Regions from separate parts of the Homo sapiens genome. Here region 2 is linked to region 1. The links are chromatin loops, found by intact Hi-C in ENCODE. Cell type or tissue: CD14-positive monocyte. All regions are shown on one strand. Each heading gives the region's core, and the rest is flanking DNA. Links, peaks and the distances in the headings are about the cores only. Region 1 holds the start of TASOR (transcription activation suppressor). Region 2 has its middle 18 kb from the start of SPATA12.

The links. Peaks named below come from ENCODE experiments on the same cell type or tissue, not always from the same donor. Only the 100,000 strongest peaks of a DNase experiment are listed, where the experiment ranks them.
Region 2: it touches region 1 in a loop (2.8-fold over the local background); 5 of 110 quality-filtered maps call a loop at or near these places.

What each region holds. Positions count from the first base shown.
Region 1 is chr3:56,680,513-56,685,837 of GRCh38, reverse strand. TASOR (transcription activation suppressor) reads left to right here and starts at 2,573. Exons shown (of 24, transcript NM_001365635.2): 1 at 2,573-3,162. The coding sequence starts at 2,832. RefSeq lists a silencer at 2,441-2,740 and enhancers at 2,881-3,050, 3,471-3,590, 2,798-3,742. In CD14-positive monocyte, for the core only: no CTCF peak of the experiment used is centred there; DNase peaks (open chromatin) are centred at 2,537, 2,907 and 3,347; H3K4me3 peaks cover 2,732 bases; H3K27ac peaks cover 2,507 bases.
Region 2 is chr3:57,076,467-57,081,840 of GRCh38, reverse strand. It overlaps a transcript of ARHGEF3 not described here. Among named protein-coding and RNA genes, the nearest start is that of SPATA12, 18 kb to the right of the region's middle. RefSeq lists silencers at 2,489-2,558, 3,039-3,178. In CD14-positive monocyte, for the core only: CTCF peaks have their summits at 2,821 and 3,020; a DNase peak (open chromatin) is centred at 3,250; H3K4me3 peaks cover 1,886 bases; H3K27me3 peaks cover 4,550 bases.

The sequences.
Region 1 (5,325 bases), core at 326-5,325:
AGAGTCTCACCATATGGTGAAGGCTGGTCTTGAACTCCTAGGCTCAAGTGATCCTCCAGCCTTGGCTCCCAAAGTGCTGGATTATAGGTGTCAGCCACCACACCCAGCTACATTTCATTAAAGTTTTTTTTTTTTTTAATAAATGTTGATTTGGAATGGGAAGCAATTTTTATCTTCACAAAATTTAAGATTCAACCTCTGTGGAGGGCTAATGGTTCTGTCTAGCCTTAGTTTTAGGTACTCTTTACTAACAACCTGTGATTGCTTTATGCATAGCCTACGAGCTTACAAGTAGAGTTGCCTTTTCTTGAGTGGATAAGTGGTGGCATTAGCATGCAATTAGTTGTTTTTGTTTGTTTGTTTTTAATAGAGACAGGGTCTCACTTATTGCCCAGTCTGGGCTTGAACTCCTGGGCTCAAGTGATTCTCTTGCCTCCACCTCCCGAAGTAGGATTTTGACGTGAGCCACACCTGGCTACAATTCTTATTTTTGAATTTGATAAAAATGAGCTTTTAGGGATGCCTTCAATGAATCAACAAAAAAGAAAGTTACCAATTTGGGACTGCAATGTGAGTTTCTGATCTTCTGTACTCTCTTTTAAATCAAGTAAAGCCCTTCCCCCAACTAAAAAACTTTTTCTTAAAATAATGTATTTTTCCCTCAACCTAGACCTCAGTTTTTCATTTAAACATATTTTAAAATGTGTGTGTGTGTTTTGAGACAAAGTCTCAGCCCAGGGTGGAGTGCAATGGTGCCATCTCAGGTCAGTGCAACCTCTGCCTCCCGGGTTCAAGCAATTCTCAAGCCTCAGCCTCCTGAGTAGCTGGGATTACAGGCATGTGCTACCATGCCCGGCTAATTTTTGTATTTTTAGTAGAGATGGGGTTTCACCATGTTGGCCAGACTGGTCTCCAACCCCTGACCTCAGGTGATCTGCCCGCCTCGGCCTCCCAAAATGCTGGGATTATGGGCGTGAGCCACTGCGCCTGGCCTAAAATGTGTTTTTAAACTATTTACTAATAATGGATTTACACTCTCTTTCGTATGATTTACTAAATTGTTTCGAATAGGTTGGGCAATTCATGATTTTTTTTTAATATCAGCTGTTAAACAGTGGTAATGTTTATTAGAGGACAAAAGAATCCAACTTTCGTGTTGCCCTTAGGAATGCTCTTTAAGCCTGGGGCTTTATTATGATGATAATTTGGTCTGTAAACTCCTTGGGAGACAGTTTGAGACTAGAGATCTGGGTCTCAAACCTGATCCTGCTGCTTGGCGACCCTCAACAAAATGTCAGCCCTCTGTTGCTTCGTCCATAAAATGAATAAAAGTGCACAGCTGCTGTGAAAATTAGGTCTTAGAGAAGCAGTCAGTGCAGTGCTTAAGTACTTACTCGGAGAGTTAAATAGACCCGGTTTCAAATCTTCGGTTACCATAATTTGTCCAGTGTCTTGCAACGCTTCTTTCAAATTCTGCAAACTAGTATCTACCTCATGTCTGTTGCTGTGAGGATTAAATGGAGACAATGCACGTAAATCACTTGTCCAGTCCGTGTCTAGCACGTAGAAAGCACTCAGTAAATATTGGCTGTACTCACGATAACCCGTGATAGTTTATACTGATAAGGTAGAAACCACTATGTAAAGGGCTCTTAACTATGAAGTTGTTCCCTTTATGGGAGAGCGACGACCTGCTGTGTATTTTTTAATGTGACCGCAAGTTTATTTTTTCTTTAATATACATTTACTATAGGAAAACGTTGATGAACGTTCCAGTGGAAGAAACAGTGGAGTTAGAGGTTTATCAGTGGCCAGATTTTTAACAGAAGTAACCATAGAAAGGGAACAAATGGAGGCCAGGTGCGGTCTCCATGGCGTGTGGTGGGGGGGGGTGCGACTAAAGGAAAAAAATGGGAAAAGTTAACAGCCTCCTCCCCTCAAACTCCCCAGAACCAAATCCTGTTAACACTAGGTTGTTAAGTCCCATCAGAGGATCTCAGGTGAAAGTGCTTGCTGGAGCTGTGACACTGGGTCACACTCTCTGAGATAAAAGAGAAGGCCGGGTGCGAGTAATCTATCATAAAGATACAAGATCCGGTGAGAATAGCAGGTCGCAAAGGCTGTCGAGGCTTTTAGGCTATTACCGCCTAGCCCATTCTTTTATCTCCTCTCCAGGTTTTTGTACACATGCAAATAGTTCATAAAACCGAGATCGTCCCGCATCCACTGCTCTGAAGCCCGTTTGGGCCGAGATAACTCGTGCGCAGAGGAAGGGTTTTGCCCACAAATGGGCGACGCCTGCGCTCCGGAGAAGAGGCCAAGCTAGTCTCCCTCGCCTGCAGCGCGGCGGGGGAATCCCCGGGAACCCGAAGATCGCCAGGGGCCCACGCATTCCGCAGGCCACGGCTGCGGCGTCGAGGTCCTCGCGGGGCGTTGCGGTCGCCCCTTTTGGCGGGCTCGGGCGCCCCGAAACTCCGCCCCCCGGCGCGGTATTTCCGCACTCGCGCAGGCGGGTGCCGCGCTCCCATTGGTGGAGTGGCCCGCGGTGGCCCCGCCCCCTCCCGGCCCCGACGCGCGCACGTTGAGTGGCGGGGGAAGGCAGAAGAACTGCCCGAGGGAGGAGCGGCTCCGAGGACCGGGCAGCGCATTTGGGGTGCCCGCTACAGGGCCCCCCAAGAGGCTGCCAGGTCGGGAGCGCAGCCTGAGGCCACGGGGGGAAGGGGGTGGGTGGGCTGAGAGCAGCTCGGCGGCGAGACTGGCCCGCCGCCCCTTCCCCCCACACCCGTCGACCTTGTGGGCAGAAGCTTCCCAGAGCTCCTTAGGCCGGCGCGATGGCGACTGCTGTGGAGACGGAGGCCTGTCAGCCGACGGATGCGAGTTGGGAAAGTGGCGGCGGCGGAGACGACGAGATGAAGCAGGCGCTTCCGGAGCTTGAGTCCTCCCAACAAAATGGCGGCGGCGGCGGCCTCAACATCGCTGAGCCCAGCGGCGGCGCTGGGCGTGAGGAGAACGCGGGGGCCGAGGCCGCCCAGAGCCTCAGCCACGAGCAGCCTCAGGACTCCTCTGAGGCGGGCGCGGCCGCCCTGCCCAGAGGCCCCGAAGAGCCCGAAAGGCCTGTTAGGAGGAGTTTTCAGATCCCCAGGAAGAGCAGAGAAAAGAAAGGTGGTGCCTCCCCTTCTTCTCAACCCCCTCTCTCTCTCCCCTCCATCTTTTCATTAGAATCTTTCTATCTCCTCTTCCCACACCCATCCGAGATACGTAAACACGCATGCAGCGCCGGCCGCCTCTCCCCTCACCGCCACGGCCGCCCAGCTGCCGCGTTTGGTGCGAGAGAAAGCGGTGGAACCACGCTCCCCTGCTGCCCCTCCCCGCGGAAGTTGGAAGTAGCTCAGGTTTGAAGCTTGTCCGTAAGGCTGCAGCTCCCAGAGAGGAAAGATGGTGCTCGGCGCCCCTCCCTCCCAGCCCCTGAAAGCAGAGAAGCCGTTGTGTCCTCCTAAGGATGCTTCTGAGAAGTCTCGCTATGGAAATAGCCCGTGGCCATGGATTCTGGGGCTTTCTCCAAGGCCATTGCCAATGTTCTGAGGACCATGAGTGCTTCTCCCCGTGGAAATTCTTCAGTTCTGTGTGTCTACTTGAAATGTGCTTGATGTCAGCGTCCTCCCTTATTTAGAAATCTCTATTAGTAGATGTGATCCATGCACACTGCTGTTTTCCATCACACTTCATTTCCATGTAGATTTTTCCCCCTTGTTTTTGAAGCGTTAGATTAAATAGGTTTTTCTCTCTTTAAATTCGAACTTAGTATTGTTTTTCTTATATTTGAAAAGAATGGAAAGGTAGGTTCTTGGAGCAGTAATTTCCCAATGGAAAAAAACTAATGAGAAGTTACCTTATTCTCAAGAGTCACCAACTTGGTCTTCTAGATGGTAGAACTTCAGGTTAAAAAAAAGTCCAGTCTTAGTTTTTGGAACCCATATGGAAACAGTTACATTAATTACTTGTACTTTTAAAAAATCTTAATGCCATATTGTTAATATGGAGTCAGAATTCCTAATGGAGGTCAAAATTAGTATCGTTTTTTGTTATTGGGGTATTATTTTTTAACTATCCAGTAAATTTTGGATATTCTGAATTTAGACAACTTCCTTTTTGCCCTACTGTATGGTTAGGTTTTCATTATTTACTTTGGAAAAAAATAGGATTTGTTTTTTTCCCGTATCTTTTCCATCCATCTGGTACAGAGTCTTGGCTGTAGCATTATACTGACTTTCCATAAGCATCACCAGTTCCATTTGCACTACTGGAATTGTTTGAGCCTTTTATTGGAAAAATACAAATAAAGTTCATTTGTTTGGATGGCAAAGCCAAGAAAATACTTGGTGTGAGAAACCATGTTGACAAAGATGAAGTTAACCTTTGGAAATTAGCATGAGGAATGTTTCTAGAAATATCTTTTGAGTTAATGTAATTTTAGGGTTCAGAAAGATACTTTTAAAGGTCAAAACTCAGTTCTTTTCGTGTATTTAGTTAAAATTTGAGATGTATGATTATAGTCTGTATGAGAAAAGTTCCCAGTGTAATCAATTGGTAGAGAATAGGTAGGAAGTACATTCAAATGGGCTCTGGTTATGAGGTAGGAGGTGGAACTATTTTTTTTCTTCACAGCTTGATAAAAGCCGTTTGAAATCTATTTTTAAGGTTTAAGTGCCTAAGAATATGGACAAACCGTGATTTTTTTTTTTTTTTTTTTACTGTTTGTTAGGACCAGAAGATTGGCCTAGAAACTCTTCAAAATTTAGTTTGAAATGTGGGAAGGCAGTAGGAACTGGAAAGGCACTGTGTTTGTGTGTTTTTTTAAAATTAGATAAAATCCAGAGATTGTTGTAAAATAGACTTCAGCTGAACACACTAAAAGTGGAAATAATTGAGGGATTAGGAAATATAAATCTAGCTGTTGTCCCCCATAGTCTTGTACCTCTTGGGTAAAACTTGTATTTTCCATTTTTACTTACAGACAAAAGTTGGGAGGAAAATATATCGCAGTGGACTTTGTCATGATTAGTGAAAATGAGCAATTTTTAACTTGTGTAATTATTTATACCCTGAACACCAGCTGTTCAAATAGTAAAATAGCGATTTAAATAGAACTTTAAAAAATTAAATAAGCAGCTATTTTACCACCATGAATTTTATCTTGTTCAAGCTGAGAGAAGTTAGTGGTTGCTGATAGAATTTAATACATAAATTCAACTTTATTAAAAAAATTCAAAAACAGTGCAGGTTCTGTTGCATTCATATTTTAATATGGTAGACCTTTTCTTGTGA
Region 2 (5,374 bases), core at 216-5,215, 400 kb before region 1:
TCCCACTTTGGCCTCCCAAAGTGCTGGGATTACAGGTGTGAGCCACCGTACATGGCCTTCTCATCCTGTCTTGTAGTTTGGGGAGAGGGAACTGAACTTAAGAACGGGCCCTTATGAATAAACTGACTATTTCAAGGAGAAGAGATGACTGACCATCAGAGGCTTCTGGAGTCTTCACCAGTTTCCAAACTTTGTGGATAGACATCCACATTTCCTGCCTATCTTCTCTCTCACCCCATAAAGGACTGTCTTTGGGTGTATCACCTCTCCCCCCACAGACTCTCAGTCTGAGTCTAGGAACGAAGTCCTCCCCAACCCTAAGCCCACCTCAGGGCCAAGCACAGCATGGATAGGAGAGGGTGGGAGAGCTGCACATAGAAACCTTGTGGGTTAAATTGCTGTGTTGCTAATCTAAATATCCTACTTGCAGATGTGTCCTGCTTTCCGGAAATCCTGAATTATAAAACAGAGGAAGTCAAGGCATTTGCCTTTAGTAATAATAAAAAGGCACATTGCCTTTGGCTGTATATAGGAGACTCACTTGCCACATCATCTTTCACTCAGCAGCCAGTGTGATGTCTTCAAACTGTAGCTCACATCCCATCATGTCTCTGTCTGAACCTTTCGGTGGACAAGGTCTAATGTCTCACTTTGTCCATCAAGGCCCCTCCAGCCTCTTTCTCCCCTTACCTCCCCCGTCCATGGACTTCCAGCAGTGTGACCTGTGCTCTGCCTGGGCCAGTACTTCTTCCAGGTGTCTGTCACCACATCCTGATCCCTTGCTGCCTGGTGAGGGGTCAGTCGACTATCTCCCTCATCAGCTCATAAGCTCCATAAGGTCAGGGATAGTGTCTATCTTGGTATCCAGTCACTACTGTCCCCAGAGCCTAGCACAGTGTGTGGCATGTAGTAGATGCTCAAATAATTGTTAAATTGAATCTCATGCAAAGAAAACTTTTCTCTTTGACAAGCTTGCCTGGGTAGAACACCAGGTGTTGGCTGGCGGATCTGAAGGGACTGCTGGGCTCAGATGAGGGAGCAGGCTCTTCAGAGAGAGGAGAAGCCCTTTGCTTAGTAAATGTAATTACTTGATAAACACGCCTGGTTGTCGTAGGGATCTTCTGCTTTAGGGAGGAAGGAGAATGACAAAAGGGTTCTTGGGGAAAAGGTTGAGGACTAGGGGTCTGGACACAGGAGTTGTCCTTGGAAACGGAGTACTGGAGAGAGTGTGTTCCCTGAATAGGAAACTGGTGGGTCATAACGCATTGAGTCTGGGGTCAAGGAACCCCCAGAAGCTGTAGTGGGATGAAGTTGCAGCTGTTGGAACAGAAGTTGGTTTGCTCAAGATGCCCAGTTTCTGGCCCAAAAGGTGGGCTGCAGGCCAGGAAGAGGCCACCCAGCACTGCAAGGCTGAGCACTTGCAACAGAAGGCAGAGGTTGCTGTGAAGTAAGTCTGGAAGATCTGCATCCCAGCTGCTGCTGTCACTACAGGTGGTCTCCCAGGGAGCTCTCAACCCTCACACCCTTCCTGCACCTGCGCAAGAGTCTTAGTACTTTGGGCTGATGCTCTTTCCTCTGTAAACAGGGGCCAGACTGTGATCCTCTGGCTCTGGGGGCTGGCTTCACCTTGCTAAGCTTCGATTTCTTCATTTGAGAAGCGGGCCCGCACAGGCCCTCCACCTTAAAGGCTGTCGTTAATGTTAACTTCGATCAAGCACCTAAAATGCACCGCTGGCACATGGGGGGAACCGATGAATTTTTTATTTTTAGCATCAGAGTTTACACTTTCTTGAGCCCAGTAACTACAGTCTGGGGCATTCTTTATTTCTGATTTTAAGAGGTGGTGAAGACCGTAGGCGTTCATCTGTTGAATGAATGAATGCCTGCAGAAACTCGCTTTATTTAGAGTCCCATATTTATTTCCGTATGCACGACCCAGGCCCCTCACTTTCAGGCTCTGCGTCCACCTACAGGCCGGCGATTCCTGAGAGCTTGCTGGGCGCCGGGGTTCACGCAGCTCCAGGCTCGTCCTCATTCTCACCTCCACCGTGGAGGAAAGTGAGGCTTGGGCAAGATCTGACACACCCAAGATCAGCCCAGCGGTGGGGGTGGGGGCGCCGCGTGCAGGCTCTGGCCCTGGACCGCTAGGGTAGCCCCTACCACCCCGGCACGAGAGTCCACTCCCACTCGGGTACCTGGCCCTTGACCCGCCCTCGGGGTTTCCGCGGCGCGTTCTCTGGCGGGACAGTGGGAGCGAGGGGCAGGGCTGTTTACCCCTCCTCCGACTCGGTCAATTCTCTCCGCCTGAGTCTGATTTAGGTGGCGGCGGGGGAGGGATGTCCTGGGGCCTCCGCTCTCCTCTTTCTAGCCTCCCTGTAGACCTAGGCCGTGCATGGGGAGCTGGGGTGTCGAGCGGTGGCCGGGCGTGGCCACGTCCAAGTCCTGCGTCGCCCGGCTCCGGCGCCCGCGGGGGTCCCCGGCCCGCCTCCCGCCCACGTGGCCGGCCCGGCCTCCCCGCCCCCGGCCCCGCCCAGCCCAGGGGAGCCGCCGCCGCAGCCGCCGCCGCCGCGGTGAGTTTTCCAGCCTGGAGAGGCCGAACCAGCGCGGGGGTCGAGGTGAGTGCGGGAAGCAGTCGGGAAACCCGCTCCCGCGCTAGACCCTCCCCGGCTAGACACCCCTTTGGCGGGACACCCCCGCTAGGTCTCCCGGAGTGAGACCGTCTTCCGGTCTAGTCCCTCCTTTGCCCTGGTCCCCGAGCTGGACCCCCACTCCCACCTCCGAGTTACCCTGCTAGGTCTCGGCGTCCCCGGCGGGCCCTGAGCGCTCCCTGGTCTGGGGTATGCCCAGCGCACGGGGGCGCACTGGGCGCAGCGCAGGTGGGCAGTGCCACCGCCAGCCTCGACTAGCCGTCGCTCCTGCTGGGGACCCTGACTCTGTTCCCCGGGTAGCCCCTTGAGCGAAAATTCCCGGAGCCACTTCCGGGGAGGGAGGTGCCACCTGTCCTGGGACGCGCCCCTTTCGCTCAACTTTCTTCTCCAGCCCCGCGGGGCACCCGCAGGTCAGCGTCGCGTCGGGCGCTGCTGGTGGCGGCTCACAGGGCCGCGGGTCACTTCGCGGCGGGGGAGCCGGGCTCAGGGCGCTCCGGGCGGCGGGCGCCGTCCCAGCCTGCCTGAGGCCCTTGTCCCGGCGGCTGCATCTTGTAAACCGAGCAGCCAGAAAATCCCGAGATAGGACACCAGGGTGGAGGACGCCAAGGGGTTAAGGTCAGCGTGGGTGCCTCGCAGCCAGAGACGGGTGAGCGTTTTCTGAGGCTGGAAGCTGATTGAGCCGAGTGGAAACGGGTTCCCTTGGGCTTTGCGGTGGTGGAGAGCTGCTCTTGCACTATCAGCAGCCCCATCACGGGCTTGAATGTTGCGGAAACAGAGCGCCTTGTTCTTAGAGGACTCGGCTTGCTGGATTTATTGCCTGGCCCAGGCTTGCTTCCCGCACTGGGCGAGGACGCGAGAACTGCCAGACGGTAGTTGCCCTGAATGTACCGGTAGAAACTTATTTTTAAGCGTTCCATGCACTACCCAGGTATAACCACTTTCTTCCCTGGGGTGTGGAGAAGGGGAGCTTTGCTAGGTCTTTGTCTTAGCTGTGTAGTCCTAGGCAAGTTACTTCGCTTACCTATGCCTCAGTTTTCTCATCTGTAAAGTGGGGATGATAACAGTACAAACCTTAAAGAGTTGTATAGGGATAAAGTGCTTAAAATACTGACTGGGGCAGGGTAAATCCTCTGTGTTAGCTGCTCTTGTGATTATTATCACTGACATCTAACAGCGCGTGCACAGCCCTAGCTTCTCAATGAGGTGGGTGTGCAGGCAGTTGCTCCTTCCCCTTATTCTGGTAAGGAGCTGGTGGTGCTTACACAGTAGCCATGGTGTTCCCTTCCGCACTGGGAAATTTGAGCTTTGCTGTAACACCTCCTATGGCTAACTAGCCTTGTGCAAAGTATATCTCAGAATGTGGGATTAGAGATGAACTTTGTCAAGGACACTGTTGGGAAATGGGGTCTTGGACCTTCTCTGGAAGCTCTGGGGTGTGATTGAATGTTTGCCTCTTGGTTGGGGGGAGGGTGGGTAGATTTCACTTGATTCTTTTAAGCCTTGGGTCTCCTGACAGTCTGACATTGTCTAGTCTCTGTGAGTGTGGGAGTCTATTTAAGGGTCCAGGGACCTGATCTTGTCACCTTCTCCCACATTCATTCATTTCTAGCAGATTGCCCCCTCCATCTGTAGAGTTTTCCTGGTCTGCACCCATTTGGTATCTTTCTTCTTGGCAATTTAGTTTCTGTCTTCTGAATCTCCACAGATAAGAGCTCTGAACCTGGAGCCCCACTGAACGTCCTGAAATCTACACGAGGCACTTGAAGCACAGTTATTTTTCCAGAGGTTTCCCCTTACATTGTATTTTCCATGAGGCCTGTGCCCCAGAAAAGTGGACTCTGAACTTCTGGTAGGAAAGTGGAGGTTCTTGCCCCGTTACATCTCAATTCCCTACAAACTGGGGGCTGCCCTTTGTGCCCCCTCCCAGAACACACTTTTCAGTGGGCAATACAGGTCAGCCTTGACTTGGTCAATTAGGGGAAAGAGAGGCAGGCTGTGAGGTTAGGGACTGTTGGCCTGTGGTGAGACCTTTAGGCTGGGATGCAATTCATGAACATTTGAGTTCAAGTTTTCAGAAGACTTCTCAGGGCCTTTGCACACGCTGTTCCCTCAACCTAGCATCACTTCTTCCATGCCAGGCACTTTCTTGCCATTTTGCTCAGATGTCTCCCCTGTACAGATGGTTTTTCTGACCACTCTGTCCAAAGCAGCCCCTCCCCCATTAGTTTCTATCACACTCTTTCTTGTATTTTATTCATAGAGCTTGCCCGGGATGATCTTATTCATACATTGATTTATAGGTTTATTGTGTGCATCCACCAAGGAGAATGTAGGATTCAAGAGGACAGAGGTGTGTTGTCCTGTTGACTACTGACTCCTGCTCCATGGCATACAGCGGGTGCACAATAACTGTCCTGAGTGAATGAACACCCATTGACTGAAGTGAGGTGAGTCTAGAGAGTAGTGAAATGCAAAGGAACTGGTTGCTTGTCAGGAGCTCAGGGTTGAAAGTGACCATTAATGTAGCATACTTTCACCTCCAGATTAAATCACCTCTGCAACACCTCTTCCTAGTTACTGTTTAACCTAAGCTTGAATCCTCTAGGCACAGGGAACTTGTCATCTCCTGCAATAGCCTGTTCCACTGGAGGAGAGGGGACAGAGAACCATTGGAGGAGAGGGGGCAGAGAACCAGATGTAGTCCCTGTACCACACTGTTGAGGACG